2 separate regions of the Homo sapiens genome follow, and region 1 is linked to region 2. A link is a loop called in an ENCODE intact Hi-C map of the cell type or tissue named here. Cell type or tissue: endothelial cell of umbilical vein. All regions are shown on one strand.

Region 1 (2,500 bases), 380 kb after region 2:
GCAGCCAATGCCCCTGACTTACCTTAGGTGGTGCTTTAGGGAGCTGCAGTCAAACCAAACTTATGAGGGGAGGGGCAGATAAGGACAGAGTACCCCTGGGGACCTTGTAAACCAGTCTTATTTTAAACATGCCAAGGCTCCATCTTCGGCAAAGCCACATGGCCAGTTTGGCAATAACCTTATTTCAAGTGTCAACTCAAATCAAATTTTCACCTTTCCTAAGCCTTGCTCTTTCTTCTCTAGCTCCATCACAATGTGCACGCACACTGGAACAAGAAACTTGAAACATTATTTTACATAGTTTCCTTCTATATTAAATTTCAAGCTCCTTGGGTATAGTGCAGTGTCCCCGTTCTATACAAATCTACAAAGCCTAGTAGGTGGTTAGTATGCTAGGCACATAACTGGGATCATCACTGGCTTAGGGATTGGCTCCACCTCAGGTAGAATGAGAATCCAAAGCCTGATCTTCAGTCTTAGGTCTACAGCCCAGTCCAGCCTGGGCAATAGCAAGACTCCATCACTAAAAAGATAAAAATTAGACTGGGCATGGTGGCTCACACCTGTAATCCCAGGACTTTTGGAGGCTGAGGCAAGAGGATAGCTTGAGCCCAAGAGTTAAAGACCAGCCTGGGCAACATAGTGAGACCTTATCTCTATTTTTAAAAAAACAGAAAAAAAGAGTAAAAACTAAAAAAAAAAAAAAAAAACATTAAATCTCCAACCTAATCTTCCAAACAGCAAGCAGGTTAGATATACACAATGAACTGAAGAATTTTGTGAGGGGCAAAACATTGCAGAAGATTAGATCCTGATGTCTAACTTCAGGGCAGGTCACAGACCAGAAACGGAATGGAGAGTGGCCTTAGGTATTCAAGTCTTTCCACCACCGCTTTCCCTCCCGTGGAACTAGGAGGGGAAGCAGCTCAATCCTGGTCCTCTGCTGCCCTCTTCTGTTGCTTATTAGAAGCTCCTCCTGGCTTGTCCCGAAGGGCCTGGAAAACAGCCACTTCCTCTCCAACATCCCATCCCACCTGCCCCACCCTATGGTTTCAGTATATTAGGGGATTGATATTACAAGCAAGAAAGATAACTGTGATTGCCATTAGTTCAGACTGGGCTACTAATTTGTCTTCCTGAGCAAAAAAGCAGTAGACTTGGGCACAGCCTTCCTTTTTTTTTTTTTCCTTTTTGAGATGGAGTCTAGCTCTGTTACCCAGGCTGGAGAGCAGTGGTACGATCTCGGCTCACTGAAACCTCTGCCTCCTGGGTTCATGCCATTCTCCTGCCTCAGCCTCCCGAGTAGCTGGGACTACAGGCGCATGGCATCATGCCTAGCTAATTTTTGTACTTTTAGTAGAGACGAAGTTTCAACATGTTGGCCAGGCTGGTCTCGAACTCCTGACCTCGTGATCTGCCCGCCTCAGCCTCCCAAAGTGCTGGGATTACAGGCGTGAGCCACCGCGCCCGGCCAGCCTTCCTTTTAAGAACGCTGGAGTTGCCCCCACATCCAAGGATCTGGCAGATATGGAGCATGCTCCTTATTTTGAACTCTAAAGCTAACAAGTTATCCTATAGAGGCAGATCTTTTTTTTAAGCTTACAAGTGAGGGCACAATTTTGCATCAAAATTCCAGCCTTCCACCCTCACCCACAGGGAAATATTACCTCATGTGTTACAAGGATTAAATAACATATGTAAAGCCCTAATAAGACTGGGCGCAGTGGCTCACGCCTGTAATCCCAGCACTTTTGGAGGCTGAAGGGGGCAGATCACTTGAGGCCAGGAGTTGGCCAGGAGTTCAAGATCAGCCTGACCAACATGGTGCAATCCCATCTCTACTAAAAATACAAAAATTAGCCAGCATGGAGGCACAGGCCTGTAATTCCAGCTACTTGGGAGGCTGAGGCGTAAGAATCGCTGGAACCCAGGAGGTGGAGGTTACAGTAAGCAGAGATCTCGCCACTGCATTCCAGCTGGGGCGACAGAGTGAGACTCTGTCTCAATTAAAAAAAAAAAAGCCATAAGAACAATATCTGGTAGTTAGTGCTATAGAAGTGTTTTGTTTTTGTTTTTGTTTTTGTTGTTTTTGAGATGGAGTCTCACACTCTCGCCCACGCTGGAGTGCAGTGGCACCATCTCGGCTCACTGCAAGCTCTGCCTCCCAAGTTCATGCCATTCTCCTGCCTCAGCCTCCCCAGTAGCTGGGACTACAGGCACCCGTCACCACGCCCGGCTAAATTTTTGTATTTTTAGTAGAGACGGGGTTTCACTGTGTTAGCCAGGATGGTCTTGATCTCCTGACCTTGTGATCTGCCTGCCTCGGCTTCCCAAAGTGCTGGGATTACAGGCATGAGCCACCGCGCCCGGTGCGTCTTTTTTTTTTTTTTTTTTTTGAGATAGAGTTTTGCTCTTGTTGCCCAGGCTGGAGTGCAATGGCACGATCTCGGCTCACTGCAACCTCTGCCTCCCAGGTTCAAGTGATTCTCCTGCCTCAGCC
Region 2 (2,500 bases):
CAGAAAGGATCCTTGCACTGGGTGGCAGTTTGGAATAGATGACTTTTTTTTTTTTTTTTTTTTTTTGAGACGGAGTCTCGCTCTGTCACCCAGGCTGGAGTGCAATGGTGCAATCTCGGCTCACTGCAACCTCTGCCTCCCGGGTTCAAGCAGTTCTCCTGCCTCAGCCTCCCGAATAGCTGGGATTACAGGCAAGCGCCACCACGCCCAGCTAATTTTTGTATTTTTAGTAGAGACGGGGTTTCACCGTGTTGGCCAGGCTGGTCTTGAACTCCTGACCTCAGGTGATCCATCCTTCTCAGCCTCCCAAAGTGCTGGGATTACAGGCGTGAGCCACTGTGCCCAGCTGGAATAGATGACTTTTAAACCATCTTCCAACGCTAGATGCATGGTACTTTCTGAACAAGGAAGAACCTGTTTATAGTTAAGCCAACCTTAACTTCTCAGAGCTGCCTCTGCCAGAGGCCAATGCTTCATGAGCGCTGAAAGATGGCACAGACCTGACTTAATCTAAAGCACATGGCTGGAACTTGACTAGCCTTTGGAAATGCTGTGGGTGGAAAAACAAAACAAGCAAAAAGCCAACCCTCATCTGACTGCTCTCAGCTCACTGTGTAGCTTTGGAACAACGATGGTAATACTAATAGTAATTTATTATTATTACTATTATTTATTACTATTATACTATTTATTACTATTATTGGTAACAGAGTAATAATCAGTCTCTTTCTAAACTTGTAAATCAGTATAATTTTGGCCACTGCAGTGATGTCTACATCTAGTCAAAACTGGTGTTAAGTGGCAAATGGTTCCCCATAGCCATTGTGTGGGGTGTTTTCTCTCAAGGGCACCACATGTTCACTAGGACTCTGTGATGCTCCCCTGGGGTTCCTCACCTTAGTTGTAGGAATAAACCAACTACAGTAGTTTATTAATTATTATAAAGTTGTGAAACAAACATAAGGAATCCCATTCTTGTCCAGTCTAATTCCAGTTTGCTGTTGGGGGTTTGCATTTATTGTTAGCATTTACTCAGCATTTAGTGAAGTGTTTTCTGTCATAATTGAGTTCCTGCTTATTTTACTACTGATGTTTTGTTTTAGTCCTTTCAATACCTGTCTTTATTTTCTTCCTGCCCCAATTGTAATTGTATCTCAATTACAGTTCTGTCTTCAGAACTGAAATTGATTACTTCCTTGGGTGGTTCTCTGAGAAATAGGTCTTAAAAATGTCTCTTAAAAAAGCAAGAACTGTATTGAGTCCGGTGGAAAAGAGAGATGGTTTGATAAAATAAGTAAATCCCTATAATTTTGGCAACAGAGAGGAAAGAAAAAAGGATAGAAGACAAAAGAGGAAGGAAGAAAAGGAGGTAGAGAGGGAGGAAGAAAACAAAGAGAAAGAAAAAAAAGAACCCCATACACTAAATGTACAGTTTCCATTTGTCCACCAGAGGGGGTATGTTAACTGGTGGGAATAGAGGCCAGGCTAAAAGATTTTCATAAACTTTTTACAGGTGTCATTGTTTTTAAAAATGGAGCATTCTAATGTTATAATTTATTTTTAAATTATAGCTATGAAAATTATTATTTTATGAAGGTTTCTTCACTTTACAACACATCATAGCAGGCTCACTTAGTACTTATAAAAGTATAAAAATTGTATTTTATTTTTATACAGTAGTATTTGTCAGGATTTACTCACTAGTATATGAAAATATATCTTATTTATTTTTATTTTTTATTTTTTATTTTTTTGAGACAGGGTGTCACTCTGTCGCTCACTGCAACCTCCGCCTCCTGGGTTCAAGCGCTTCTCCTGCCTCAGCCTGCCTAGTAGCTGGGACTTCCGGCGCCCACCACCATGCCCGGCTAATTTTTGTATTTATAGTAGAGACGGGGTTTCACCATGTTGGCCAGGCTTATATTTTCTTTAGAATAGCATACTTATAGCCAGGTGCAGTGGGTCATGCCTGTAATCCCAACATCTGGGGAGGCCTAGGTGGGCAGATCGCTTGAGCCCAGGACTTTGAGACCAGCCTGGGTAACATGGCAAAACCTCATCTCTACCAAAAAATACAAAAATTACCCAGGCATGGTGGTGCATGCCTGTAGTCCCAGCTACTTGGGAGGCTGAGGTAAGAGGATCACTTGAGCCCAGGAGGTTAAGGCTGCAGTGAGCTGTGATTGCACCACTGCAAATCTAAAGTGAGATCCTGTCTCAAAAATAAATAATAAATAAATAATAAAGGAATGGAGTACTTATTTAGGAAATTTAAATTACCATACTTGTTTAATGAGCTGATTGTGTAAGTTATTCTCAGAAAGCCCTAGTTGGGAAACATGTTTTAGAAAAAATAGGATTTCAATTTGAAAAAACTTTTCAAGTCATTAGAGGTAGATGAATGTTTTCATGGCATTTTTTTTGGCTGAGCCTGTAAAATTAATTAGATTATAATAATTATTACTACTTTCAATAATCATATAGCCAGAAGGTATATTCC

Evidence for each region. Peaks named below come from ENCODE experiments on the same cell type or tissue, not always from the same donor. Only the 100,000 strongest peaks of a DNase experiment are listed, where the experiment ranks them.
Region 1: a loop joins it to region 2, with 29 times the contacts of the local background. A loop is called at or near these places in 67 of 110 quality-filtered maps.

The regions. Positions count from the first base shown.
Region 1 is chr1:202,718,830-202,721,329 of GRCh38, forward strand. No RefSeq gene overlaps it. Among named protein-coding and RNA genes, the nearest start is that of SYT2, 9.6 kb to the left of the region's middle. In endothelial cell of umbilical vein, a CTCF peak has its summit at 946 (motif pointing left); a DNase peak (open chromatin) is centred at 932.
Region 2 is chr1:202,342,512-202,345,011 of GRCh38, forward strand. No RefSeq gene overlaps it. Among named protein-coding and RNA genes, the nearest start is that of UBE2T, 1.8 kb to the left of the region's middle. In endothelial cell of umbilical vein, a CTCF peak has its summit at 1,443; no DNase peak of the experiment used is centred here; H3K4me3 peaks cover 5 bases.